Regions from separate parts of the Homo sapiens genome. Here region 2 is linked to region 1. The links are chromatin loops, found by intact Hi-C in ENCODE. Cell type or tissue: MCF 10A. All regions are shown on one strand. Each heading gives the region's core, and the rest is flanking DNA. Links, peaks and the distances in the headings are about the cores only. Region 1 overlaps UAP1 (UDP-N-acetylglucosamine pyrophosphorylase 1). Region 2 has its middle 22 kb from the start of UAP1-DT.

Region 1 (15,342 bases), core at 3,388-11,387:
AAAGTTATGTGGCAGATAAAGAATTCCATGCACCTCTAATCATCGATGAGAATGGAGTTCATGAGCTGGTGAAAAATGGTATTTGAACCAGATACCAAGTTTTGTTTGCCACGATAGGAATAGCTTTTATTTTTGATAGACCAACTGTGAACCTACAAGACGTCTTGGACAACTGAAGTTTAAATATCCACAGGGTTTTATTTTGCTTGTTGAACTCTTAGAGCTATTGCAAACTTCCCAAGATCCAGATGACTGAATTTCAGATAGCATTTTTATGATTCCCAACTCATTGAAGGTCTTATTTATATAATTTTTTCCAAGCCAAGGAGACCATTGGCCATCCAGGAAATTTCGTACAGCTGAAATATAGGCAGGATGTTCAACATCAGTTTACTTGCAGCTGGAAGCATTTGTTTTTGAAGTTGTACATAGTAATAATATGTCATTGTACATGTTGAAAGGTTTCTATGGTACTAAAAGTTTGTTTTATTTTATCAAACATTAAGCTTTTTTAAGAAAATAATTGGGCAGTGAAATAAATGTATCTTCTTGTCTCTGGAGTGTCATTTGTACTTGAAGAAATTATTTCATTGAGAAAATATGAAACTTGGGAGAAACTTTAAGATAATGCATAAAAACAAATTGATGCTTCAGTGAGGTTGCAGAGTCATAGAACTTCTTTCAGTGAATATCTAACTTTGGGCTTTATCTTCTTATCACTTTATAATAGTAGCTCTCACCCAAAGATTATTTTGTCCTCCACCCAAAGGGGCATTTGGCAATGTCTGGAGATATTTTTGGTTGTGACAAGTGGGAAAGTGAAGTGGTACCACTGGCATCTAATAGGGATTAGGGATGTCACTAAACATCCTACAATGCACAGGATGGTCTCCTACGACAAAGAGTTATCTGGCCTAAAGTGTCAATGGTGTCAAGGTCGAGAAGCCTTGTTTCAAATTATTCATTTACTCTGTTTTGCCCAAATATTTGGTGGCACTTAGGAATTCAAAAGAATGTAGTTTCTGAATTTTCTCTGGTAGGCTATTCCAGTTTTTTGTTATTGTTGTTGTTATTTTAGAGGATTAAAAAAATAAAAAGACAAAGGTGGTTCTTTAAATATGGGCCATAGATCATTGGTCATTAGTAAGGGTTCTCTGTGTCTAAAATGCTGTTTGCATGAAAAGACTGAGCTTTATAAATGCATCTTAAATAATATTTAAGTATTGACCAAAAGTATAAAAAGGAACATCTGGATAAATGATTCTAAAAATTATATCTAGAAAAGAGATGAATAAATTTCATTTTCCGCTAACAAGTTGTCACAAGATAGGATGTCATTCATGGGGTGGGTCTTTTGTTTAAGGATCACTTTTTTTTTTTTTTGAAGAGCATGTGATGTTCATATCCATCAATCTTACCTATTTTTTTTTTAACTAAGGCCTAAATCATTCATTTAGCATATTTTCTATTTTATTTCAATAACAGCTCAATTTTGCTATTGTTATCTATTCCAGTTTTCAAAAAGATTAGTGAAGTTTGACTTCTCATTGAAATGAGCTCCAAATGGGTTGTAAGAATGGAATTGCAGAGTCTTTAGCTCCTGAATGCCAAAAACTGATACTAATGGTATGATCCGTTTCTTTTTTTCTTGAACCTTGCTATTTCCTCTGCTATTTCCACCTGCTATTTATTCTTCTCCTGTTGTAAGAAAATACTAGTGATGCTAGGAAAAGGGAAGAATGGAAATGGGATTGTGTAGTGGTTTTGTTGGAGAGGAGCGATGGCTGGGGAACATTGGGTAGTTAAGAGCAAACTCTGAGAGCCTCTGAGCCATGAAATGATAAGGTGATAGCATTATGTATTTTTATGAGTTCTTGTTAAATAATTGTTATAATTCAGAAAATACAGAATTGGGTAAAATGTTTATGAAAATAAAAGCTAGAATAATTTGGCAGTAACAGTATAGAATTTATGTGACAGTTGATAGTCATTTTGAGTCTGGCTTGATCGACTGGCTGTGATTTAATAACTTTTTTGATAGTCACAAGTGAACATATAAGCCCAATGGGTATGTTACTTGAATATTTGATTTTTGTTCAATTTCCCTCTTAACCTCTCTAATTTAATCCAGTTTTGATGTCCACAAAGGAATTTTTAGTGACGTCTATTGGAAGATAAAGAAAAATTCAGTTTTCAACTTCTACCTCTTCTATTCCTGGAAGTTTTGGCTTTTATTGGTAATTTTGATTTTATTTCTAATTCCAGCTTACTATTGCTAGCACTTCCTCTTTATTCATCACAGTACAGTCAGATTTCAGTTATCCAGGTAAAAAGAGGCAAGGAAAAAGCATGCATACTCTTAGAAGAGTGACTAAAACACAAATCATTCAGTTAGTTTGGAAATCTGTTTTTCTGTTGGCCAACGTGGACATTTTTGCAATTCATGGTCCTGTTTTGAGCCCTGGTTTAGGAAATACATATTGGGAAGTGATGAATGAATGAGTTAGCCAGTAAGGACTGAGTGCTTGTCACGTGGCCAGCAATATTAGATGGGGTATAAAAAGTATAACACAGAGACTTGTCCTTAAAAAACTTACATTCTGGTTAAAGGGACAAAATTAACCCACGTAACAATGAAAAGATAATTTATTACTAAAATGTAAGGAATTAAGCTCAGTAAGAGTTAAACAAAGGTAATCATAAATTGGAGTTTATCGTGTCCTCATCGAAGGATCTCATTGTATTAGGATTCTCCAGAAAAACAGAACTGATAGGATATTAAAAGTAATGGGAAAAACTGCAATTACTTTTGCACCAGCTGAAATATGTAGATATATAGAAAGACTTATTTTGAGGAATTGGCTTATGATTATGGAGGCTAAGTCCCATGATCTGCCCTCTGCAAGCTGGTGGTGTGGTTCCAGTCCAAACCCGAAGGCCTGAGAACCAGGGGAGCCAATGGTGTAAGTCCTAGTCTGAGTCTGCAGGCTGGAGAACCAGGAGTGCAGATGTCCAAGGGCAGGAGAAGATGGATGTCCCAGCTCAAGCAGAGCCAGTTGACCCTTCCTCTGCCCTTTCATTTTATTCAGGCCCTCAATGTATTGGATTGCCCACACTGATGAAGGCAATCTTCTTTACTCAGTCTCCTGACTCAAATGTTAATATCTTCTAGAAACACCCTCAAAGACATACCTAGGAATAATGTTTTACCAGCTGTCTGGGCATGCCTTAACCCAGTCAAGCTGACACATAAAATTAACTATCACACCCATCATTTTGAGAGTAGAGCTATTTCCTTCTCAAATTGGGGTTAGATGTTTATTTTTATTTATTTTTTTGAGACGGAGTTTCACTCTTGTTGCCCAGGCTGGAGTGCAATGGCATGATCTTGGCTCCCTGCAACCTCTGCTTCCCGGGTTCAAGCAATTCTACTGTCTCAGACTCCCTAGTAGCTGGGATTACAGGCGCCTGCCACCATGCCCAGCTAATTTTTTAGTAGAGACGGGGTTTCACCATGTTGGCCAGGCTGGTTTTGAAATCCTGACCTCAGGTGATCTGCCCGCCTTGGCTTCCCAAAGTGTTGAGATTACAGGCATGAGCCATGGTGCCTGGCCAGATTTAATTACCTCTAAGTGCAAATGTGTATTGTGATTTAGAAGTGGATCATGAAAGGAAGATTTATAATTATTTTGGGGAGGAAAGGGGTCCCTTAACTGCATCAAGTTGCCAGGTGATTCATGCCCAAAATATGGGGTTAATTAGGAAATCTATAACTGATATTTCTAAGTGTGGTCGCCTGAACCAGGTACATCAGCATCACCTGGAAACTTAGAAATACAGATTCTCAGAATAACTACATTATGCATATGGGGGTGCAGCCTAGAAATGTGTGTTTTAACAAGCCATCTGCATGATTTTGGTGTACACTAAGGCTTGAGAATGGTCACTGTAAGAGAATTTGGGGAGGCTGACTGAAAGTTCAGAGATGTTCCTGTGTTGATTTGTTTAAGATAATGGCCTCCAGCTGCATCCGTGTTACTGCAAAGGACATGATTTCATTCTTTTTTATGGCTGCATAGTATTCCATGGTGTATATGTACCACATTTTCTTTATCCAGTCCACCTTTGATGGGCACCTAACTGGATTCCATGTCTTTGCTATTGTGAATAGTGCTGTGATGAACATACAAGTACATGTGTCTTTTTGGGTGAACGATTTATACATTTTTTTAGTTATATGCACAGTAATGGGATTGCTGGACCAAATGCCACATGTTTTCACTTATAAGTGGGAGCTAAACATTGGGTACTCGTGAACATAAAGATAGCAACGATAGAGACTGGGGACTGCTTGAGAGGGGAAAGAAAGGGTTGGAAAACCAATAGTTTTTCACCAGTAGTTGAAAAGCTATGCTTACTACCTGGGTGACAGAATCAATTGTACCCCAAGCCTCAGCATCACACAATATATTCATGTAACAAACCTGCACAGGTACTGCCTGAATCAAGAATAAAAGTTGAAATTATTAAAAAATGTTCAGGGATGGTACTAAAAAGGAAACATAAATTAGGGAGAGAGACTGAGAGGCCAGTGTTTCCAGAGCAATAATAAATTAAGCTAGAAACCAAATAGATAAATCTTATGTGAGCTTTGTTCTTTCAAACACCCGAGGGGGCGGTACTGATCGTGGTAAAAGAATGAAAGATGGGCTGCGTGCGGTGACTCACGCCTGTAATCCTAGCACTTTGGGAGGCCGAGGGGAGCGGATCACGACAGGAGTTCGAGACCAGCCTGACCAACATGGTGAAACTATGTTGGTCTCTACTAAAAAGACAAAAATTAGCCAGGTGTGGTGGCGTGTGCCTGTAATCCCAGCTACTCAGGAGGCTGAGGCAGGAGAATTGCTTGAACCCGGGAGGCGGAGGTTGCAGTGAGCAGAGATCATGCCACTGCACTCCAGCCTGGGCGACTCCGTCTCAAAAAAACAAACAAACAAAAAAACTAGCAAGACATGACCAGGAGAATTGTAATTACTAGAACAATGGTTTCCAACCCTTAGGATCCTCTGAATTACTTGGAGAGATTTTTGAAAAATCTTGCAAGTTTTTGACTTCAATCCTAGAGATTATGATTCTCAGTCTGGTAGAAGGCCAGAGCATCTAATTTATAAAAAGCATTAGATGATTCCAAAAGGCAGCTAGGAGTGAGAATTACTGACTTGGAGGCATAGACTTAGCTTAGAAATCAACAACCAAGGATGAGAGGGAAGAGACTGGATGTGTTCTGGCTTTGAAAGCTTAGACGAGGAGAAGAGTGAAGAACATTTCACTTGAGAACAGTACAAGCAAAAGATGAATACAGGCATTCTGGGGATAATTCCACTTTGCAAATATCTCAGACTGCTAGAAACAACCAGCCTAAATGGGGGTCTTTCTAAATTTTATCCCTGTCTGACTCAACATCTTCTGAAATGGGAATCAGGGTGGTAGGCAGGGAAGAGAAAGAGGAAAGTTAGTGAACAGTTTGGTTTAAAAATATTACAGGCACTTCTTTCGGGCTGAATGAGAAGTAAAAAGTATAATAATGTGTTAAGGCCAGGCGTGATGGCTCACACCTGTAATCCCAGCACTTTGGGAGGCTGAGGCAGGTGGGTCACCTGAGGTCAGGAGTTCAAGACCAGCCTGGGTAACATAGAGAAACCCCATCTCTACTAAAAATACAAATATTAGCCAGGCGTGGTGGCACACGCCTGTAATCCCAGCTACTCGGGAGGCTGAGGCAGGAGAATCATTTGAACCCAGGAGGCAGGGGGTACAGTGAGCTGAGATTGCACCGCTGCACTCCAGCCTGAGCCACAGAGCGACGCTCTGTCTCAAAAAAAAAAAAAAAAAAAAAAGGTGTTAAGGTGATGACGTTATGGGTGGGTTTTTTTCTCTCTATAAATTTTTGGACAATACATTCTTAATTTTATGATTAAAAAGCTTTATCTTTTATAAAGGCTCAAAGGAAAAATTAACCAAAGGTGTTCACATTAGCCACTTTGGTACAGCTGTGAAGGAAATCTGAGGTAAAATTGGCTGTGGTGCAGTTGAGGTGGAGGATGTAAACATACTTTCAGAGAGCGGAATGTGCATTGTTGCAGTATAAGAAAGCGTAGTCTCCATTATGCTATTGTCTTTGGCATTGGGCATTTAATAGAGTCTTCATTTGTGAAATATGATAATGCCTTATGATTCAGAGGAATATACGAAGGAAATATATAGAAATTTAAGGTAATGCAGTTTGAGGTAAAGCTTTTTTTCAAGAGGTTTAATATGAGCCCTCTGATGGAATGTATACATTCAGTATTATGTCTTTAAAGCTGAAAGGTCTAAAAGGCTTGCCAAAAAACTCAGTGAGTCAGTGGTGACAATATGTTTATGTGAACAGTGTTTTCCAAATTATCAACAAAGTTAGGACACCATAAGAACAAAAAGTCTATCCTTGTAGCTTCATGACTCATCTTTTCCACATCAGTTCTTCAATTTCTCTCTCAGTGATTCCACTTCCCAGGAAATGATCCTTCCCACAAATCTCAGATTTTATTCTGGTAGGCAAAGTTTTTTTTTTTCTTCTTACAAAACCATGTGTACAACTCATGTTGTATTTTATAGAGTAAAATATATAACATAATATGGATAAGATTGAAATGAGACAATCGATTTTCTTTTAAAGTTTAAAATATACATTTTATTTTATTTTTTAAAATAAATTCCTCACTTTTTTTTTTTTTTAATTGGAGACAGGTTCTCACCCTGTTGCCCAGGCTGGGGTGCAGTGGCTCAATCATAACTCACTGTAGTCTCAAAATTGTGGGCTCAAGGGATCTTCCTACTTCAGCTTTCCAAGTAGCTAGGACTATAGGCATGCAGCACCATGCCCAGCTAATTTTTTTTTTTTTTTGAGACGGAGTTTCACTCCTGTTGCCCAGGCTGGAGTACAATGGCGTGATCTTGGCTCACCGAAACTTCTGCCTCCCAGGTTCAAGCGATTCTCCTGCCTCAGCCTTCTGAGTATGTAATCCCTCCTGGGATTACAGACATGCACCACCACGCCTGGCTAATTTTGTGTTTTTAGTAGAGACGGGGTTTCTCCATATTGGTCAGGCTGGTCTTGAACTCCTGACCTCAGGTGATCTGCCTGTCTCGGCCTCCCCCCGCTAATTTTTTATTTTAATTTTTGGTAAAGATGGTCTCACTATGTTGCCCAGGCTGGTCTCGAACTCCAGGGCTCAAGAAATCCTTCCACCTTGGCCTCCCAAAGTGCTGGGAATACAGGCATGTGTGACCACATCTGGCTTATTTTATAGACTTCTAAAAGGTCTGAAATGTGATAAAGGAGAGATTAACTGTCACACGAATATAAAGTAAATATTCAGTAAGGATAACTATGGCTAACATATTCTAACACTTAACCATGTGTCAGGCATTGCACTAAGCACTTTACATACATTATCTCATTTAATCCTTATTACTTTCCTATGAAGTGGGAACTTTTATTGTCCAGTACACAGGGAAACTGAGGCATAGAGGTTAAGTAAATTGTTTAAGATTATATACCTCATAAGAAGCAAAGCTGAGAATTGAACCCAGAGTCTAAATCCAGAGGCCCATACTTTTTGTCTACTTAAAATAAATTCAAACATACACAATAGAACAGAGTAATAAGCCTCTATTACTTAGTTTCTAACAATTAATTGTGGTTAGTCTTGGTTCATTTATTTCTCACTTTCCCTCTACACCCCACCCACCCACTGAATTACTTTAAAATCAGTTCAACATCTTGGTTGTAATACTTCATTGTATCAGTGTATATTGGAGTGATAAAATAACCAGTGTATGTGTGTGTTTATATATATGAATATATATATGTATTTAGACCAGGTCTCACTCTGTCACCCAGGCTGGAGTACAGTGGCATGAACATGGCTCACTGCAGCCCCGAACTCCTGGGCTCAAGTGATCCCCCAACCTTAGCTTCCCAAGTAGCTGGTACTACAGGCACATGCCACTGGTCCAGGTAATTTATTTTGTAGAGACGAGGTCTTGCCATGTTGCCCAGGCTGTTCCCAAACTCCTGGGCGCAAGTGATCCTCCCACCTCAGCTTCTCAAAGTGTTGGGATTACAGGCGTGAGCCACAATGCCCACCCCATGATATTTTTAAAACCTTAATAATTAACAATCATGCCTTAATATCATGTAGTATCCAGCCAGTGTTTGAACTTCCCCAAGTGTCTCATAAATATCTTTTTTTTTTTTTTTTCTGAGACAGGGTCTCACTTTGTCGCCCAGGCTGGAGTGCAGTGGCAAGATCTTGGCTTACTGCAGCCTCAACCTCCTGGGCTCAAGTGATTCTCCTGCTTCAGCCCCTCAAGTTGCTGGGACTACAGGTGCACACCACCATGTCGGCTAAATTTTTGTTTTTTTTTGTAGAGAGGGAGTTTCACCATGTAGCCCAGGCTGGTCTTGAACTCCTGAGTTCAAGCTATCCCCCTTCCTTGGCTCCCAAGGTGCTAGGATTACAGGTGTGAGCCTCTGTGCCCAGCCCCCAGTGTCTCATAAATATATATTTTTTATGTTGCATTATTTGAATCAGGCTCTACAGTCAATTTATTGCCTTTGACTAATATGTCTTTTAAATATTCCCTTAAATATTTAAAAATATATGCAGGTCCTCCTTCCTCTTCTTTTTTTTTTTTGTTTGATATTTATTTGTTAGAAAAAACTGGTTACTTTTTCAACATAGATTTGCAGATTTTGGGTTTCATTTCCATGATGTCCTTTAACTTGCTCCTCTAGCCTCCATATTTCCTGAAAATTATAGTTATAGCTGAAGCTTGATGAAATTCAAGGTCAATTTTTTTTTTTTTTTTGGGGGGGGCGGAATCTCACTGTTGCTCAGGCTGGAGTGCAGTGGCATGATCTTGGCTCACTGCAAGCTCTGCCTCTTGGGTTCACGCCATTCTTCTGCCTCAGTCTCCCCAGTAGCTGGGACTATAGGCACCCACCACCATGCCCAGCTAATTTTTTGTATTTTTTAGTAGAGACGGGGTTTCACTGTGTTAGCCAGGATGGTCTTGATCTCCTGACCTCGTGATATGCCCGCTTTGGCCTCCCAAAGTGCTGGGATTACAGGCGTGAGCCACTGTAATCAATTTTGTAAAGTTAAAAATATTTCATAGGCTGGGCACAGTGGCTCACACTAGTAATTCCAGCACTTTGGGAGGCCAAGGGGGGCAGATCACTTGAGGTCAGAAGTTTGAGACCAGCCTAGCCAACATGGTAAAACCCTGTCTCTACTAAAAATATAACAATTAGCCAGGCGTGGTGGTGTAGGCCTGTAGTCCCAGCTACTTGGGAGGCTGAAACAGGGAATCACTTGAACCCAGGAGGCAGAGGTTGCAGTGAGCCGAAATTGCACCACTGCATTCCAGCCTGGGCAACAGAGCAAGACTCTGTCTAATCAAAACAAAACAGAAACAAACCCAAAAAACTTCATAGATAGTGTGCATACTTCATGTTAATCTCATTAGAGGCACATAAATTCAGTTCTTGTTCAGCCTAACAAGATAAAGAGTATCTCTGTGTTCTTATAAAGATATTTTAAAATCAGTCCTCTGAAAATAGATTAATAAAATATTAAAATCACCTAGGGTCACTATGGAATAAAGAAATCCTAATTTAAAGAGGAAATAGTGGCCCTTGATCCAACTATTTAATATGGCCTTAGTAGAATTAGCTGTATTTAGGGCAAGTCAGACTTTATTGTGAAATGTAATAGGTGTCTGCATTCTCTTCATTTTAATCAAAGAAACTTAAATGGCTTCTTTTCTTCCACATGTCCTATCCTTGACAAGATGGGCAATATCACTAAGGGGCCTGGTTTTCTATTATCTGATGCTAGGAAGTATAAACTTGTACTTACTGTTCTTGTTTCTCTTTTATCTGTGTATCTTTGCCATTCTGTTTTCTCAATGAATAGTATGTTCTCTCCCATTCAGGTACCTTAATGGTGTCTATTTTATTTTATTGCTGCATAACACCACATATTTATTTTTTAGTTTCTAAAGATTAGTAATCCAGGAGTGGCTTAGCTGGATAGTTCTGTCTCTGGTTCTCTCATGAGGTTGGAGTCAAGCCATCAGCCAAGGCAGAAGTCATCCAGACTGCACTGGGGCTGAAGACCGTGATGCCAAGCTCACTCACGTGGCCTTTGGTAAAAGGCCTCAGTCCTGTGCCATATGGACCTCTCCATAGGACCTCATGACAAGGAAGCTGGCTTTCCTCAGCACAAGTGACCCAAGCAAGAGAGACAGCAGCAAGATAGAAGCCAGTGTCTTTTATAATTAACCTCAGAAGTGACATAGCATCATGTCTATAATACCATATTGGTCAACTATTGTACAATAAGTGACTACTCAAGGGTATAAATACTGGAAGGCAGAGATTATGGGGACCCATCTTAAAGGCTGGCTTCCACAAACTTAGGTGTAAAATTCTTAACACAATTTTAGCAAATAGAATTCAACAATATATTAGATGGATAATATAACAAAGTGGGGTGTAGCCCAGGAATGCATGGTTGGCTTAACATTTGAAAATTAATAAGGAGAATTCAATATATTAACAGACAAAAAGACAAATTATAGATTTAGGAAATACATTTCTCAAAATCCAACATCCTTTCCTTATAAAATTTTAGTCTCATGACACTAGGGATAGAAGGAATAGATGTGATAAACAAAGGTCATGTTTGCAAACCTACATTTTACTATCACACTTAATGGTAAAAGACTTGTGTATTTCCCCCCCAAAATCAGGAACAAGGCAGTATGTTCTTTTTTGCTACCTCTATTCAATGTTGTATAGAAGTTATACCCAGTAAAATAAGGCAAGAAAAACATATAGGTATCTACATTGGAAAGGAATAAATAAATCTGTCTATTTGAAGATGACATGATTATCTACCTTGAAAATCCTGTGGGATCTGCATGCAAGTTATCAGAGCTAATAAGTTTAACAAGGTTGTGGGATACAAGATCAACATACAAAAATCATTTGTATTTCTATATTCTAGCAACAAATAATTAGACATTAAAATTTAGAAAATCAACATCATTTATAGTAATGTTAAAACATGAAATGCTTATGGGTAAATCTGACTAATATGTGAAGGACCTGTACATTGAAAAGTACAAAATGTTGTTGAGTAAAATTACAGAAGTAGATGAGAAGATTTGGTGTTAAGATGTCAGTTCTCCCCAAAATGATCTATAGATGACAAGGTAGACAAATATATCAATGAGACAGAATAGATAATCGATAAATAGACTAATCTAGAAATAGACAATACATATATTGTCAATTTGAGTCCGGGCGTGGTGGCTCACGCCTATAATCTCAAGATTTTGGGAAGCTGAGGTAGGAGGATCACTTGAAGCCGGGAATTCAAGATCAGCCTGGTCAACATAGTGAGACCCCCCATCTCAGAAAAGAAAAAGAAAGGAAAGAAAGGAAGAAGGAAGGAAGGAAAAGAGGGAGGAAGGGAGGGAAAGGAAGGAAAGGAAGAAATAAGTATATTGTCAATTCATTTTCAACTAAGGTGCAGAGACATTTCAATGGAGAAAAATAGTATTTTCAACAAACGGTGCTGAAACAATTAGATATCCATCTTCAAGAAAGTAAACTTATACATACCTTGCACCAAATATAAAAAGTAATTTGAAATAAAGCATAGACCTAAATGTAAAACCTAAAACTATATAAAACTTCTAGAAGAGGCTGGGCGTGGTGGCTCATGCCTGTAATCCCAGCACTTTGGGAGGCCGAGGGGGGTGGATCACGAGGTCAGGAGATCAAGACCATGCTGGCTAACATGGTTAAACCCTGTCTCTACTAAAAAAATACAAAAATTAGCCTGACGTGGTGGCATGTGCCTGTAGTCCCAGCTACTCGGGAGGCTGAGGCAGGAGAATTGCTTGGACCTGGGAGGCAGAGGTTGCAGTGAGCTGAGATCGTGCCACTGCACTCCAGCCTGGGCTACAGAATGAGACTCTGTCTCAAATAAATAAATTAAAAAAAAAAAAAAATAGAAGATTTGTATAGGTACTTCAATAAAGAAGGTAAGCTGATAGCAAATGAGCACACAAAAAGATGCTAAACGTCATTAGGGAAATGGAAATGCAAACCATGATGATGAGGTACCCTGACACATCTATTAAAATGTGTAGAATTAAAAGGACTGATCATACAAGGCGTTGACCAGGATACAGAACTCTCACAGATTGTTGGTGCCAAGATAAAATGGCATAGCCATGTTGAAAAGAAGTTTGGCAGTCCCTTAAAAGTTAAATATAAATTTGGCAGCCAGGTGCGGTGGTTCACGCCTGTAATCCCAGCACTTTGGGAGGCCGAGGCTGGTGGATTACCTGAGGTCAGGAGTTCGAGACCAGTCTGGCCAACATGGCGAAACCCCATCTTTACTAAAAATACAAAAAAATTAGCCAGGCATGGTGGTGCATGCCTGTAATTCCAGCTACTCGAGAGGCTGAGGCAGGAGAATCACTTGAACCTGGGAAGTGGAGGTTGCAGTGAGCAGAGATTGCGGCACTGCACTCCAGCCTGGGTAAGAGTGAGACTCCATCTTGAAAAAAAAATTTGCATCTTGCCTAGCAATAATATTGGAAGAAAAGCCAGGCACAAAAGAGTATCCATTTCATTATTCCATATATATGATCAAGAATTGGCAAAACTAATCTATGATGGAAAAGGCTAGAAGAGTCAAGTTCTATGGAAGGGGTATCTATTGAGGGAGAACCACAAGGGAGCCTCCTGAGTGCTGGATATATCTGTATTTTTATCAGCTGTGGCAACAGATACATTTCTAAAAATTAGGCTGAACACTTAAAATTTGTTTTTAATGTTATGCCTCAATTAAAAAGAAAAAAGTATATGCATTTTGAAGTTTGAAAATATATTTTAAAATAATTAATTGATTAAAGAGAGAGTTTAAATAACTTATTCAAGACTTCATAACTAGCGGATGGTGAGTGAGGATTAAAATCCAGGTCTGTCTGGCTCTGAGATCCCTGCTTTGAATTATTAGGCTGGTGCAAAAGTAATTGTGGTTTTTGCCATTGAAAGTAATGGCAAAATACTACCATTGTTGCAATTAATACTATGCTATGCTGCTACCCACCACACCTTCTAATCCCAACAACATTCTGAAAAATGCTATACATACCAACCATGGCTTTTGAAAGAGTAAAGGTATAAAATAGTTGGGTTTATAATTTTTAAGCTATCAGAATTGAGGAGCAATGGAAAATAACTATGAATGAAGAGAGAGCAAATATTTTTAGTGAATTTCACAATTAGCAGTTTGGGAAAAGGGCCCATTGGTATGAGACGGCTCAGCCTGTGGTATCCGAGGAGGAAGGGTCAAAAGCACAAAGAGAGAGAGTGCCAGATGGTGATCAGGGCCAGATGGCTGTCGCCAGGGTCATGCTCAAGCTAGTGCGAATTAAGAAGAATCACAATAAGCTTATGCAACACCAGCCCAAAGCCAATTATTGTTCTTGGACTTAGGGTATATTTCCTCTTTATTTATAGGAAAGTGTATGTTTGTATGTGTGTGTTTGTATATGGGGGGGTTGTGTTTGCAGGGGATGGCAAAGAGCAGTTCTGGGAATAATGAATCAACATTTGAAAGTAGAGTTGGGCTATACTTAGGTGAGTGTAATTGTTTCAGTGGAAAAGTTTTTCTCACATTCTTTCCCTTCCCTTTATTATATTCTCGTAACATACTGAAGGGCAGTGCATTTGGCAGGCTGAATTTGGCACTGCTCAGACAGCCTCAGTAGAGCAAAGGGCCTGAGGACACTAAATTCTATCCGGTCCCATTTACAGAGCTGTTGGGCAATGAAATGGTGCTCTTGATAACTTGCTTCCAGGGGGTGAGAAGCAGAAAACCACAACCTACGGTTCCTGTCTTGGGTTGCAGGTGGAAGTTGAGAGCCCTACCCCTGCATAACAAAGTTGTAAGACTAACTGCTTTGCTTATTGGCGTATTCTTAATCAGAGACAAGAATATCCAAATAGTGATCAAATTAAAGGCCCATAGTACTCTTTGGTTAACGTTTATTAGTAGCAAGCTATTTTTGTCTCACTCTTCTATCCTCGTAACCAAATTTGGTTGGGCTTCCAAAAATGATACTCCAGGGTCTTGTTTCTGGAGCTGTCTGGAATCCTCTGGAATGTGGCAGCAGCCCTCAGCCCCACTGCCTGTCCTACCCTAATCTGCCCTGCTGTCAGGGGGGCTTGCATAAGCATAAGTTGAGGGTAATGATGAGCTAATATCTGAAGCCATGGAGCAGAATGTATTTGCTTAAGCCGGGTTTTATAGCTTGATTTTTCACTTATTTTCTGAGTGTATTATAGGCTAGTTTCTGTGAGTCGGCTGCCTTCCTGGGGGCCTTGTCCCGGCTGGGCATGTTTAACTGTTTTTTGTAGCCTTTCCCGCAAGGCTATTTCTGTGCAGTAGAGGGCAGTATTTTCAAATGCTCAGGTATTAGCGCCTCAGCCTTAGGAGAATGTTTAGCCCAGGTCCAAGTTACACAGGGTTGAGTAAAAGCCCACCTGCTTGACCGTCTGAGAAATGCTGACATCATCCATACCTCGATCCTCTGTGTCCTACCAGCAGATGAAGGGCACCCAGGTTCATTAATAGAAACTTGGAAATGCAGAGAAATAGCATATTTAAAATGACCTCTTTTCGAATGCAGCTGCTATTGTTTCTGTGTATTTTTCTCTTAGGTATTTCTTTTCTATGTACCTTAAAGAGTGCATAAATAGCCGGGCGCGGTGGCTCACGCCTGTAATCCCAGCACTTTGGGAGGCAGAGGGGGGCAGATCACCTGAGGTCGGCAGTTCAAGACCAGCCTGACCAACATGGAGAAACCCCGTCTCTACTAAAAATACAAAATTAGCCGGGGTGGTGGCACATGCCTGTAATCCCAGCTACTCGGGAGGCTGAGGCAGGAGAATCACTTGAACCCGGGAGGCGGAGGTTGCGGTGAGCTGAGATCGCGCCATTGCACTCCAGCCTGGGCAACAAAAGCGAAACTCTGTCTCAAAAAAAAAAAAAAAAAGTGTTTAAATAGTTAACAGTATAGCAAAAACATTTCCTCATATTGTGTAATTAATATTTATAAGTCTACTTTTTATTTGCTGAATCATGTTTATTCAGGTGGATTTGTTAACCTTTTACTTAGTGTTGAACATTAATTTTTTTCTTCCAGCTT
Region 2 (15,342 bases), core at 2,677-10,676, 68 kb before region 1:
TGCCTGAGCTATAGTAATTGCTCAATAAATGTTTGTGGAGTTGAAAATGAATTCATAGAATCTGGCATCCAGTTGGATATGGATGACTCCAATATTTCAAAGAATGGCAGTTTAGTAGTTTATTTTATTTATTTATTTATTTATTTTTGAGACAGTTTTGCTCTTGTTGCCCAGGCTGGAGTGCAATGGCGCCATCTCGGCTCACTGCAACCTCCGCCTCCCAGGTTCAAGCAATTCTCCTGCCTCAGCCTCCCTAGTAGCTGGGATTACAGGCATGCACCACCACGCCTGGCTAATTTTGTATTTCTAGTAGAGACGGGGTTCCTTCATGTTGGTCAGGCTGGTCTTGAACTCCTGACCTCAGGTGATCTGCCCGCCTCTACCTCCCAAAGTGCTGGGATTACAGGTGTGAGCCACTGCACCTGGCCAGTAGTTTCTATTTTAGTTAACTCTATAGCAAAAGGAAATCATTATAATCTATTGATGTACAAATAACAAAATTGGCAATTTAATCAAATAACTTAGAAATTTAGAAAGGTAGACTTTGGATTTTAAAAATATAGCAGATTATGCCCAGTCACGGTGGCTCACACCTGTAATCCCAGCATTTTGGGAGGCCAAGGTGGGTGGATTCCTTGAGGTCAAGAGTTCAAGACCAGCCTGGCCAAGACAATGAAACCCCGTCTCTACAAAAAAAATACAAAAATTAGCTGGGCGTGGTGGCATACACCTGTAATCCCAGCTACTTGGGAGGCTGATGCACGAGAATCGCTTAAACCTGGGAGGCGGAGGTTGCAGTGAGCCAAGATTGCGCCACTGTACTCCAACCTGGGTGACAGAGACTCTCTCTCTCTCTCTTTCTCTCTCTCTATATATACATATATATGTATATATAGCAGATTATTTTTGTGGAACAGTTTTTAGTCCTAAATTGAAGGAATTAGGATTTTTCATTTCCTTCTGTTGCATAAAATTGTGTATCTGAACAACCAAAATCCTTGAGTTCTTCCTTAGCATGAGTATATTGAACTTGGCTAAGCAAATTTTCACTTTAAAAACGTGAGGTGTTTTATTGTGACTTGTAGTTCTCTCCACTATTCTGTAACTTTTAAGAATTCTTGACTTAATAGGTTGGAACATGAGCGAGTTGCTACACATAATTACTAAACCATTTCCAAAAGCCTATTTTTCATTAAGCATACAATATCATCTGCATATGTAATATTATATAGATGTCTATATGTATATTTCAATATCTTTACATATGAAATAAAAATAATGCTCAAAGGAAAATGGGTGACCGATGGCCGCATATTCAAATACCAGCTAAATAAAATGTCTTCCAGAGTTGTGCAGACCTGGGAAGAGGCTCTATGACAAGGACCATTGAACACCTGTTCAGTTGAGATTACTTTGTAAAGCAATGAGACGTTATTGATGTTTCTGTTGGAAACGATTTATTAGACTAGTAACAAAAGATTAGTACTATAGGCTGGGCGGTGGCTCATGGCTGTAATCCCAGCACTCTGGGAGGCCGAGGAGGACAGATCACTTGGGGTCAGGAATTCAAGACCAGCCTGGCCAACACAGTGAAATCCCATCTATACCAAACAATCCAAAATTAGCGAGGCATAGTGGCGCATGCCTGTGGTCCCAACTACTCAGGAGACTGAGGTGGGAGACTTGCTTGAACCCAGGAGGTAGAGGTTGCAGTGAGCCACTATACTCCAGCCTGGGTGTCAGAGTGAGACCGTCTCAAAAAAAAAAAAAAAATTACTGCTATAAAATTAGAACATTTACATTTTTAAGACCACACTCCTTTAAAGAAAAGAGGGATCAGGCTGGGCGCGGTGGCTTGCGCCTGTAATCTCAGCACTTGGGAGGCTGAGGTAGGTGGATCACTTGAGGTCAGGAGTTCAAGACCAGCCTGGCCAACATGGCAAAACCCTGTCTCTACTAAAAATACAAAAATTAGCTGGGCGTCGTGACATGCGCCTGTAGTTACAGCTACTCAGGAGACTAAGGCAGGAGAATCACTTAGGAGAACGAACTCAGGAGGTGGAGATTGCAGTGAGCCGAAATGGCGCTACTGCCGTCCAGCCTGGGCAACAGAGTGAGAATGAAAGCCAAAGCTAGGCCAGGCATGGTGGCTCACGCCTGTAATCCCAGCACTTTGGGAGGCCAAGGCGGGTGGATCACGAGGTCAGGAGATCGAGACCATCCTGGCTAACACAGTGAAACCCCGTCTCTACTAAAAATACAAAAAATTAGCCGGGCGTGGTGGTGGGCGCCTGTAGTCCCAGCTACTCGGGAGGCTGAGGCAGGAGAATGGCGTGAACCCGGGAGGCGGAGCTTGCAGTGAGCCGAGATCGTGCCACTGCACTCCAGTCTGGGCAACAGTGTGAGACTCCGTCTCAAAAAACAAACAAAAAAAAGCCAAAGCTTAGTTAAGCAGTCATTGAACAAGTTGAAGTTAGAGGAGAAGTGCTTATTAGTGTTTAGTACAGCATTTCCCAAACTGTATATCCTTGGAACATTAGCACTAGCATGCCGTATAATATTGAGAAGCCTGGAGGGGCTGGGTAGACCAGAAATATTCTATGGTTAAATATGTTTTGGATGTACTGCATACTTTTTCCCCAATTTTCTTAGAGAAGTTGGAGTCTATTTGGTCTATTTAAACCCACAGAAGAGTTGGAAGGATAGTAAGTTGATGCCAACATACCCTTCATCTACTGTCAATATTTTGTCACATATTGTTGGCCAGGCTGGTCTTGAACTCCTGACCTTGTGATCTGCCCACCTCAGCCTCCCAAAGTGCTGGGATTACAGGCATGAGCCACTGCGCCCAGCCTCAAAAGTGACTTTCTGTAGGCCCAATCACAAATTCCCAGAAGAGAATCTTTAATTGGCACAGTGTGTTTAAGTGTCCATGCTAGACCAATAAACTATGACAGATATTGATCCACATTGTACAAAGACTATTGTGCACTTTTCCTTTTCAGAGGGGGCTGTTCTTACAGAAGGGAGAATTGTTCATTAGCCAAGGAGATATCTCAAAACCTGCCTTGACTATATTCTTTTTTCAGGTAATAACCCATCTACTCAGTGACCAAAGTCAGAAACATGAAAGCCATTTAGTTCTCCTCCTCCCTCACTGTCAACATGCAATCAGTAAGCCTTTCCCATCCTAAATCTTAAATATCTCTTACATTTATTTCCTGAACTTCATATTCATCATCAGCTCTCTCTCTATATATATTAATAATAGAGATGGACCCTCACTATTTTGACCAGGATGGTCTCGAACTCTTGGCCTCAAGCAATCCTCCTTTCTCAGCCTCCCAAAGTGCTAGGATTACAGGTGTGAGCCACCATGCGTGGCCCATCAGCATATTTTGGACCATCATAATCTCTTACTTAAACTATTACAGTGATCTTCCTGCCTTCAGGCTCCACGCTGCCAAGAGAATTAAAAATTTTGATCAGATTCCTTCACTTCTTGAAATTCTTCAGTAGCTCCATATGCCCTGCCCACTCCTCCCCAACACCTGCCTGGATTTCAGACCGAGTGTTCCAATATCTGTTTTCAATAGCAGTACTTCCTCCATTTCTGTGTATCATTGCTTGGCAAGTATCTACTCATCCTTTAAGAATCAGCCCATGTATCCACATCTGTGTAAACCTGTGGTCTCTGGGCTGAATCAACTATTCCTTCCTTGATGTTTCCAACAAATTTTGTGAATATTTATAAATTCTTAACACTAAATAACATTTCTCTGTTTCTTCCCTTTGCATGTGAGATCTGTAAAAGCAGTGACCTCATCTTATTTATCTTACAGCTAAAAGGACATGTGTTATAATAAGAAGGCTACATTATTTCTGCCAGGGAATAAGAGAGCTAAAAAAATTATACTCCTCGCCTCTGAACCACGTCTTTTTTTTTTTTTTTTTTTGAGACAGTCTTGCTCTGTCGCCCAGGCTGGAGTGCAGTGGTGTGATCTCGGCTCACTACAACCTCCACCTCCCGGCTTCAAGCGATTCTCCTGCCTCAGCCTCCCGAGTAGCTGGGATTACAGGCACCCACTACCATGCCCAGCTAACTCTTTTGTATTTTTAGTAGAGATGGGGTTTCACCATGTTGGTCAGGCTGGTCTTGAACTCCCGACCTCAGGTGATCTGCCCGCCTCAGCCTCCCAAAGTGCTGGGATTACAGGGGTGAGTCACCGCTCCCGGCAGCACTCTATTTATTTATTTATTTATTTATTTATTTATTTATATGATCTTGCTCTGTTGCCTAGGCTGGAGTGCAGTGGCATGCTGATGGCTCATGCAGCCTCGACCTCCTGGGCTCAAGTGATTCTCCCACCTCAGCCTCCCTAGTAGCTGGGACTACAGGCATGCACGACCACGCCTGGCTAATTTTTTTTTTTTTTTGTATTTTATGTAGAGACAGGGTCTTGCCATGTTGCCCAGGCTGGTCTGAAACTCCTAGGCTCAAGTGATCCTCCCACCTTGGCCTCCCAAAGTGTTGGGATTACAGGCAAGAGCGACTGCACCCGGCCAGCACTCCCTTCTTATTATTGCTGCACATTCATCAAAGGCCTAAGCATCTGACTTTGCATTATAGCCAAGAAAGAGAATTTGGAGGTTGGGTCTGATGATAAATAACATATGCAGCTATGGCCCCTGAACTAGGCTGCCTGAAAGTGGTGTTGTGAGTCACTTTTATGGTTTTGGCAAACTGAAATTCTACCATTCAAAATGGCTTCCACCTACTTGTTCATGTGTCTGTTCATGTACATGACACAATTGTTTTCTTTGTTCCCAAAGAAACAGGCAAGGGAAATCAGCTAATTGGCTAACCCTTAAGCAGTAGGGAAGATATGGCAAGGGCTGGTTATGTTGCTACATTGGTTTGTATCACAAGTGGATATAGAGAGTCTGGGGTTAAGGAACAGAAGGTTCCATTTTAATGCCATATTTCGGCCAGGTGCGGTGGCTCACACCTGTAATGCCAGCACTTTGGGAGGCTGAGGCAGGTGGATCACGAGGTCAGCAGTTCAAGACCAACCTGGCCAACCTGGTGAAACCCCATCTCTACTAAAAATACAAAAATTAGCTGGGCGTGGTGGGTGCGCACCTGTAATCCCAGCTACTCGGGAGGCTGAGGCAGAAGAATCGCTTGAACCCAGGAGGCGGAGGTTGCAGTGAGCCGAGACTGTTACTGCACTCCAGCCTAGTGACAGAGCAAGACTCCGACTCCAAAAAAAAAAAAAACACCATATTTCTCCATTATCTTCATTGACAGAGCATCAGAACCAGTTGCCTGCTGACAAAGGCCAAGTTTAATTAGGGTAAAAGAGGTGAGATGCCAAATTTGTGTGTGTGAGAGAGAGAGAGAGAGAAAGAGAGAGAGAGAGAGAGAGAGAGGGAGAGAGAGAATTAGAGATTTCAGGACCAGGCAAAGGAGGCAGCTTGGAAATGAAAATAGAAAGGCAAGTTGGAGTGTTCCAGGGACTTATATGACTCTCCCTTGCACTCTCCAAGTTGGAGAGACTTCCTCACACAGTAACGATATGACCTTAGTAAGCTGCTTAAACTTTATAAGACTTGGTTTCCTCTTTTGTAACATAGAGATAATAATCATATTTACATTATAAAATTGCTGTGAAGACTAAATGAGCTTATTCACATGAAACACCTGTGAGGTGTCTTTCCCTCCCTTTTGTTCTCATCGTCATCCAAATTTCTCTTCTTATGTTGGGCTGCAAGTTGAGCATTTCAAAACATCTTCCCTTCAATGTTATGTCCATTTTTCTCATCATTTGGTGTTAGTGCCTAACTCATCCTGACCATTTTTGATGTAAGGAACCTCCCTCATAGCAGGATTTTTTTTTTTAGCATGCCCATACTTTTTGTTTCTAACAATTTTACATTTTGGAAAACTCATTTTTACTTGCAACTGTGGAAAAATATGTCATCTACAGTGGATCCAGAAACATAGTTATGAATGCTTTTTGCTTTTTTTCTATTATTACCATTATTATTTTTTTCATTAGGTGGTCAGGCACGGTGGCTTACATCTGTAATGCCTGCACTTTGGAGGCCGAGGTGGGTGGATCACTTGAGGTCAGGAGTTTGAGAGCAGTCTGGGCAACATGGTGAAACCCCATCTCTACTAAAAATACAAAAAATCAGCTGGGCTTGGTGGTGCACACTTGTAATCCCAGCTACTCGGGAAGCTGAGGCAGGAGAATTGTTTGAACCCAGGAGGCAGAGGTTGCAGGAAGCTGAGATCGTGCCACTGTACTCCAGCCTGGGTGACAGAGTGACACTTTGTCTCAAAAAAAAAAAAATTAGGTTATTAAGCTTGTCAAGGAATAATTAAATATAGACTATATTCTCTACCCTTTGATATTGTGGAGGAAAAATAATACTGCCACCATCAATATTTTTATTTCATATAAATATTATTATATATAATTTTTAACCTCCTTAATACAACTTTGCTTTCATATTTAAATGAAAATGGGGGGGTGGATTTTTGTCTGAGATTTTAACAATATCTTTTCCTTCCACAGATAACAAGATCTTAATTTCGCTTGTAGTTTATAGCTGTATGAATAGGTAAAAGGGGATTCTTACTCGGATGCAAAACTCAGTAAGTTGACTAATTAATTCATAAGGAATATTTTACTGTTAACATAGACGTGGGCTTATATGGGCCAATTGTTTCTTAATCTGTTTGTTTAATATGTCAGAAATAAGGTTTTGTGGCCGAATTCAAGCAGCCTATCCCCTGTGTCACCAGAATTTCAAGACTTAAATCTCTCTTTAATTATGCTTTTCACTACTGGCTTCAACAAAGCTGAATAATTTTGTGTATGTGCCTCACATACACATGCCCCATATAATAGGTAGACTACATTTCTTAGATAAAATACATACTTAACTCATTGCTCATGATATTTCTTTGAATTCCAGGAACATGACCAAAGACTAATTTTCTAGGTTGTACAGGAAAACAAAAACCACACATACAGGCTAATAATGACTGATCTCAGAGCATATGAATTGAATGACTCTGATTCTCAAACTTTCAGTTGCCTGAATTGAGAGGCCTTTTCTTATTCTTGCATCACTTCATATTAAGCCCTTCTGAAGTTCCTTCCTAACTTGAAGCAGCACCCTCTTTATGGAAAAATACAGTTCTCAATGAAGGTAAGTATGGCAACTATGATCTCTGTTAGAACAGCCCAACAAATGCTCAAAGCTCACGTACAGGAGAGGGCAGGTTTGCCTGACCACACTGGGTGAGCAGCAGAATTAAAAGCCAAGCCTGAACCAGGGGTGGTGACTCATGCCTGCAATCCCAGCACTTTGGGAGGCTGAGACAAGTGGATCCTTTGAGGTCAGGAGTTCAAGACCAGCCTGGGCAACATGAGGAAACTCTGTCTCTACTAAAAATACAAAAATTAGCTGGGCGTTGTGGCAGGTGCCTGTAATCCCAGCTACTCGGGAGGCTGAGGCAGGAGAATCGCTTGAACCCGGGAGGTGGAGGTTGCAGTGAACATAGATTTCGGCACTGATCTCCAGTCTGGGTGACAGAGCCCGATTCCATCTCAAAAAAAAAAAAAAAAAAAAAAAATGTCCAGCCTGAGCCTGCGGGATAACATACTTTTCTTTCTTGCCTACAGAATTTGTATTACATATGATTATTATATTTTTCTCATACAAAGACATTGTTCATAATAAACTGTACCAAATTTTAAAGAGAAATATTCTACATGAGATCATTAAGATCCTGACTATAAACTGTGAATAAGAAACCAGAAAACACCAGTGGCAGTGGCTAACACCTGTAATCCCACCACTTTGGGGGGCCGAGGTGGGCGGATCACCTGAGGTTGAGAGTTCGAGACCAGCCTGACCAACATGGAGAAACCCCGTCTCTACTAAAAATACAAAATTAGCTGGGCATGGTGGTGCATGCTGGTAATCCCAGCTACTTGGGAGGCTGAGGCAGGAGAATCACTTGAACCGGGGAGGCAGAGGATGCAGTGAGCCGAGATTGCGCCATTGCACTCCAGCCTGGGCAACAAGAGTGAAACTCTGTCTCAAAAAAAAAAAAAAAAAAAAAAAGCAGAAAATCTTTGTCATTTTAAAATGGTTTCTGGGTGGTAGTCGCAAATTGCAAAAATACTACAGTTTTACAAGGTGCATTTTATAGCTCCAGAGAGAATTCATCTTTTGTTTGGGGAAGCAATTCAACAGGTCTTTGGGTGATGTAAAGACAGTACTCACAGACTAGTGTGTGGAAATAAGAAGGGGCCAAACCGCTCCGTATATTAAAGATTTTGTTCCTTGGGTACAGAGACAATCAAGTGATTACCTGATTTTCTGCTTGTGGGGAATCCAAAGACATGAAATTGGAATTACTTTATTTTTTTGAGATGGAGTCTTGCTCTGTCGTCCAGGCTGGAGTGCAGTGGCGCAATCTCGGCTCTCTGCAAGCTCCGCCTCTCGGGTTCACGCCATTCTCCTGCCTCAGCCTCGCGAGTAGCTGGGACTACAGGCGCCCGCCACCACGTCTGGCTAATTTTTTTTTTGTATTTTTAGTAGAGACGGGGTTTCACTGTGTTAGCCAGGATGGTCTCGATCTCCTGACCTCGTGATCCGCCCGCCTCGGCCTCCCAAAGTGCTGGGATTACAGGCGTGAGCCACCGCGCCCGGCCGTAATTGGAATTATTTTATCTGGATAATAAAATACAGTGATCTCAGGATGCCAAAAATAAAAACAAACATCAACCAACTTGGTAAAGTTGGGGTACGTATTGGATTCATTTGAGACAGTTTGTTGTTGTTGTTGTTGTTGTTTTTACTATAGGTATTTATTTAAAGGAAAACGTGCAGACTAAATACTTTTCTTTTCTTTTCTTTTTTTTTTTTTTTCTGAGACGGAGTCTCACTCTGTCACCCAGGCTGGAGTGCAGTGGTGCGATCTCGGCTCACTGCAACTTTCGCCTCCCAGGTTCAAGCGATTCTCCTACCTCAGTCTCCCGAGTAGCTGGGATTACAAGTGCCCGCCACCACGCCCAACTAATTTTTGTATTTTTTAAAGTAGAGATAGGGTTTCGCTATGTTGGCCAGGCTGATCTTGAACTCTTGACTTCAGGTGATCCACCCGCCTCGGCCTCCCAAAGTGCTGGGATTACAGGTGTGAGCCACTGCGCCCGGCCTAAATAATTATTAAATTGTGTTTTGGCGTTAACCAACATCTTCATAAAAATACTTTGAGGACAGCTGCATCCATAGATTTCAACTGCATGATTACTTCTTTGCCCATTCTTTTCTCTCTTTTCTCTCCCAAGTAACCGCTTTCAGATACGGTTCAAGGTAGAATTTATCCTGTCATATTTGGTCCACTGTTCTTTAGGCGAGATCTGCTGCCTCATAGTCAGGTCCAGCGCAATCGATGTGAAACATCCTGTTATTATAAAGGTTCACAGGAGGGCTTCTTATGGCTTCTCTTACTTCTTCATCCTTATATATGGTATCATCTGGCATTAACCCCAGTTTATGGAATCCTGCAGCATTATAATACACTTACCAAAAACCATCCAGCCACTGATGCTGCAACAGCCGGCCTGCCAGCCATTTTGACCCTGAGATAGTTTGGAACCCTGGTACAGGATCTACATGCACCTTAGACTGGTACTTCCCCAAGGATTGCGTCACGAGCAACTACCAAATGGATTTTCAGAGTCCAGACTGTTCAATTAATCTCATCCACACACTCCCCTCTTCCCTCAGTTCTCTGTTCTCTTGCAGCCTCTGCCTTCAAAATCTGTCCAATGAGTGGCCCTATGGCCACTGTTCCTTGGGAAATTGTAATTCCAGCTAATGGGGAGGGATTTTTTTTCTTAGTCTCTTCATAAGCATTCAAGGGAAATGCCTCTGGCTTTGCTCAGATGCTGGCTCTCTTCCACTCAGTTCCTGTCAGCTCCTGGAGGAAGAGAAAGCAGCTATACTTTCTGGAGAGAAGATTATGAGGGAGTCGGGTGGGGCAGGTACTCCCTTTGCAATTCAGTTTACTCATCATTGAGAGCAGCAATGATTTCCTACGGACTTCACAGAAAATAAGTACAACTCATACTAACCAAGAAGGGCAATTTTTTTTTTTTTCCTTTTGGGACATTACATCTCAAAGTTAAGAAACAAAACATTAGAAATTGCTGATGGTTTGGCTGTTCCTTTTAAACAACACATCCTGGTCATTGAAGCATTTGCTCTTTCCTAGACCTGTCTTATATTATACCCTGGCCATACATTACTTTTTATTTCTCATGAAAAAAGGGAAACACCATCTCAAATTAGCATTCTTTTCTTTTGTATTCCAAATTTTCTCCTGATGGAAGGCTGTCCTACTGTCAAGAACAATTTTTAAGAGCAAAGCAATCTCAATTTGTATTTATATATATATTTTTAATTTTAGGTGGGGTACAGTGGCTCATGCTTGTAATCCCAGCTCTTTGGGAGGCTGAGGTGGGAGCATCACTTGAGCCCAGGAGTTCAGGACCAGCCTGGGCAACATAGTGAGACCCCATCTCTACAAAAGATACCAAAAAAAAAATAGTCAGATGTGGTGTCACGCATCTGTAGTCTCAGCTACTCAGGAGGGTGAGGCAAGAAGATTGCTTGAGCCTGGAAGGTTGAGGCTGAGGTGAGATGTGATTGTACTACTGCACTCCAGCCTGGGTGACAAAGTAAGATCCTGTTTCTCAAAAATAAAATAAAATAAAATAAAACAAAATATTTATTTAATTGGAGAATTCTGTCTGCCTAAATTCCCCTAACACATTTTCTGCTGGATAGAGGCCAGGAGAAGTAAATGGTAGGCCACTTTGACAGCCCCTAAAACACACACACACACACACACACACACACACACACACTAATATCCCTTACTCCCACTACATTTATTTGTTTTGACATGATATAAAGATAAGGAATATTTGAAAAAAATACTTCAGAGATGTAATGGCTCTTTTTCAAATATGTGCGGGGATTTCACTTCTTTAAGGAAGTATTTCTTGAACCACACCCTCCAAGTGATGTCAACTTCATAATTTGTACTACCATAGCATCATAGCAGTCTCAAAGTACAGATACGTACTTTGATTATAATTGTACCTTAACATTTATTAGTGTAATTACATTTGAATATGGCCTCTCCTCTAGCTTCATTTGATCATGAACTGTTTCTGGCTTGGTCACTATTATATCCCCTGTATCAAATATGCTGCCTGATACACAGTAAGAGCCCAATAATTATTTGTCAAGTGCATATGTAACCACCCAATGGGCTCATCTTGCCCACTGCCTAGATACAGCCAATTTATCAAGACAGGGGAATTGCAATAGAGAGAGTTTAATACACCTAGAGCCAGCTAAACAGAAGACCGGAGTTTTATTATTACTCAAATCAACCTCCCTGAAAACTCAAAAATTCAGAGGCTAGCGCTTCTCAAGCATAATTTAGTGGGCATGGGGCTTTAGAAGAGGGAATACTGATTGGTGAGGATGCAATCATAGGAGTGTAGGAAACGGTCTTTTTCTGAGTCTGCTTCTGGGTGGGGGCCACAGAGGAGCCCCTGGTCTAGGTGGGGCCATCTGGTTGTCAGAAATGCAAAAGTCTGAAAAGACATCTCAAAAGGCCAATCTTAGGTTCTACAGTACTGAAGTTATTTACAGGAGTGACTGGGGAAGTTGCAAATCTTATGACCTCCAGAATAATGGCTGGTAATCATTTAACTGTGCTTACATCTTAGCAGAATTCAGGCCCCTCTCATCCTTGTAATCTGGTGGACTTTCATTGTTTTTTTTTTTTTTTTTTTGAGATGGAGTCTCGCTCTATCACCCAGGCTGGAGTGCAGTGGAGCAATTTTGGCTCACTGCAGCCTCCACCTCCCGGGTTCAAGCGATTCTCCTGCCTCAGTCTCCCGAGTGGCTGGGATTACAGGTGAGTACCACTACGCCCAGCTAATTTTTGTATTTTTTTAGTAGAGACGGGGTTTCACCATGTTGGCCAGGCTGGTCTCAAACTCCTGACCTAGTGATCTGCCTGCCTCAGCCTCCCAAAGTATTGGGATTACAGGCGTGAGCCACCGCACCCGGCCTTTCATTGGTTTTACTAAACTGGTTTAGTTTAGGGAAGGGCTATTATAATTTAAACTATAAACTAAAATTCTCCCCAGATTAGCTTGGCCCATGCCCAGGAATGACCAAGGGCAGTTTGGAGGTTAAGGCAGGGTGGAGTTGGTTAGATCAGATCTCTTTTACTGTCATAATTTCTCACCGTTATGATTTTTGCAAAGGTGGTTTTAGAGAAAGGAATGGGTGGTTCAAGTGGTAGTATTCAGAAAAATGGGCAGAATCACAAGGGAGGCAGATATTCCACCCCCACCCCTCAGCTGTCCATACCCAAATCCCTGGAACCAAGGAACATGTTGCATTACATAGCAAAAGGGACTTTGCAGATCCAGCTAAGGTTATGAACTTTAAGATAGGGAGGTGATCCTGGATTATCCCTGGTGATGGGGATGTGGGGAACATTCAGTTACAGGAGCCCTTAAAGCAGAGAACTTTTTCTTTTTTCTTTCTTCTTCTTCTTCTTCTTCTTTTTTTTTTTTTTTTTTTTTTTTTTTTTGAGATGGAGTCTCACTCTTGTTGCCAGGTTAGAGTTCAATGGCACGATCTCGGCTCACCGCAACCTCCGCCGCCTCCTGGGTTCAAGCAATTCTCCTACCTCAGCCTCCCAAGTAGCTGGAATTACAGGCATGCGCCCCCATGCCTGGCTAATTTTTTTTATATTTTTAGTAGAGACAGGGTTTCTTCATGTTGGGTCAGGCTGGTCTTGAACTCTCGACCTCATGTCATCTGCTTGCCTTGGCCTCCCAAAGTTCTGGGATCACAGGCGTGAGCCACCGCACCTGGCAAAGCAGAGAACTTTTATGGCCGGCCGTGGTGGCTCATGCCTGTGATCCCAACACTTTGGGAGGCTAAGGGTGGCGGATCATGAGGTTGGGAGTTCGAGACCAGACTGGCCAATATGATGAAACCTTGTCTCTCCTAAAAATACAAAAATTAGCCAGGCGTGTTGGCGCACGCCTGTAGTCCCAGCTGTTCAGGAGGCTGAGGCAGAGTAGTTGCTTGAACCTGGGAGGCGGAGGTTGCAGTGAGCCAAGATTACGCTACTGCACTCCAGCCTGGGCGGCAGAGCATGACTCCGTCTCAAAAAAATAAAAATAACTGGAGTCTCTGACTCCAGCTGGAGTCAGAGAGAGGTGGCAGAAGGGAAAGTCAGAGATTCAAATCATGAGAAGAACTCTACTTGCCATTGTTGGAAGAGGCCACATGCAAAGCATGAAAATAAATGTGGGCACCCTCTAAGAGCAAAGCCTGGCCCTGGCCTGACGGCAGCAAGGAAACAGGGACCTCAAGAAACCGAATATGGCCAACAACTTGAACAAGTCTGGACGTGTATTCTTCCCCAGGGCTCCATTAAGGAGCACAGCCGTCTGCCAACACCTCGATTTAAGCATTTTCTTTTCCTTTTTTCTTTTTTTTTTTTTTTTTTTTGAGACAGAGTCTTGCTCTGTTGCCCAGGCTGAAGTGCAGTGGCGCAATCTTGGCTCACTGCAACCTCCACCTCCCGGGTTCAAGCTATTCTCCTGCCTCAGCCTCCCAAGTAGCTGGAATTACAGGTGCCTGTCACTATACCCAGCTAATTTTGTATTTTTAGTGGAGACAGGGTTTCACCATGTTGGCCAAGCTGGTCTCAAACTCCTGACCTCAGGTGATCCACCCACCTCGGCCTCCCAAAGTGCTGGGATTATAGGCGTCAGCCACTGCGTCCAGCTGATTTTTGCCTTTTTGTACCCTAAGTAAAGGACCCAATTGAACTTACCCAGCTTCCTGATCCAGAGAAACTGTGATATAACAAATTTGTGTGGCTTGAAGCCACTATGTTTGTAGTATTTGTTACAGCATCTATGTAAAATGAATACATCCATCCATAGAACAAAGGGATTTTATAACATTTCTATCTGACAATACCTAATTCGTGATTTCATTAGCTCTTTATCTGTCAGAGATGTTAAAGAAATGATTCATGCATTGGTTGGGAGGTAGGATATGATGACTTAGAAAGTTTCTTCCAGGGGCCCGGCACAGTGGGTCGCGCCTGTAATCTCAGCACTTTGGGAGGCCGAGGAGGGCAGATCACGAGGTCAAGAGATCGAGACCCTCCTGGCCAACATGGAGAAACCCCGTCTCTACTAAAAATACAAAATAAGTTCAAGCAATTCTCCTGCCTCAGCCTCCCGAGTAGCTGGGACTACAGGTGCATGGCACCATGTCCAGCTAATTTTTTGTATTTGTAGTAGAGATGGGGTTTCACCATATTGGCCAGGATGGTCTCCATTTCTTTACCTCGTGCTCCACCTGCCTCAGCCTCCCAAAGAGCTGGGATTACAGGTGTGAGCCATCCTGCCTGGCCCATTATTGTCTTTTTGAGATGTTACTCTGCAATATTTATCTAAATGGGTGCTGGACAGAGTATTTACTGTTTTGGAAAATAAATGGTTGGATATATGAATTCAGTGATTAAGAGTATGAAATTTGTAGTAAGAGAGATGTGTTCATATTCAAAATCTGCCACAGTTGAGACCTTGAAAAAGCTACTTGACATTTCTCAGCCTCAGTTTATTGAACTATAAGATGAAAATAATATCAGGGCAGGGTATGGTGGCTCATGCCTGTAATCCTAGCACTTTGGGAGGCTGAGGCAGGTGGATCAGGAGCTTGAGACCAACCTAGCCAACATGACGAAACCCTGTCTCTACTAAAAGGACAAAAATTAGCCGGGTGTGTTGGCGCACACCTGTAGTCCTAGCTACTTAGATGGCTGAGGCAAGAGAATTGCTTGAACCCAGGAGGCGGAGGTTGCAGTGAGCTGAGATCACACTCCTGCACACTGCACTCCAGCCTGCGTGACAGAGCAAGACTCTGTCTAAAACAAACAAACAAACAAACAAAAAAACAAAATAATTATTAGAAAATTACCTTAACTTTTGTGGTAAAAAAATTTAAGCACATAATTGAAAATATTTCACATTGTTAATTTAAATGTAGGCTTTCCTTATTCTAATAATTATCCAAATCAGCTATAATCAGGTGCTGTATCAAAGAGTCACTCCAGCCTGGGCAACAAAGCAATACCTTTCTTTACAAAAAATAAAAAAAATAAAAATTAGCCAGGCGTGGTGGCATGCACCT

Evidence for each region. A loop is a pair of places that touch in the nucleus more often than their neighbours do. Peaks named below come from ENCODE experiments on the same cell type or tissue, not always from the same donor. Only the 100,000 strongest peaks of a DNase experiment are listed, where the experiment ranks them.
Region 2: a loop joins it to region 1, with 5 times the contacts of the local background. A loop is called at or near these places in 2 of 110 quality-filtered maps.

Annotation. Positions count from the first base shown.
Region 1 is chr1:162,599,278-162,614,619 of GRCh38, forward strand. UAP1 (UDP-N-acetylglucosamine pyrophosphorylase 1) reads left to right here. Exons shown (of 11, transcript NM_001324116.5): 11 at 1-1,963. The coding sequence ends at 86. Among named protein-coding and RNA genes, the nearest start is that of DDR2, 26 kb to the right of the region's middle. In MCF 10A, for the core only: no CTCF peak of the experiment used is centred there; a DNase peak (open chromatin) is centred at 6,444.
Region 2 is chr1:162,531,999-162,547,340 of GRCh38, forward strand. It overlaps the pseudogene UQCRBP2. Among named protein-coding and RNA genes, the nearest start is that of UAP1-DT, 22 kb to the right of the region's middle. In MCF 10A, for the core only: no CTCF peak of the experiment used is centred there; DNase peaks (open chromatin) are centred at 7,313 and 9,983.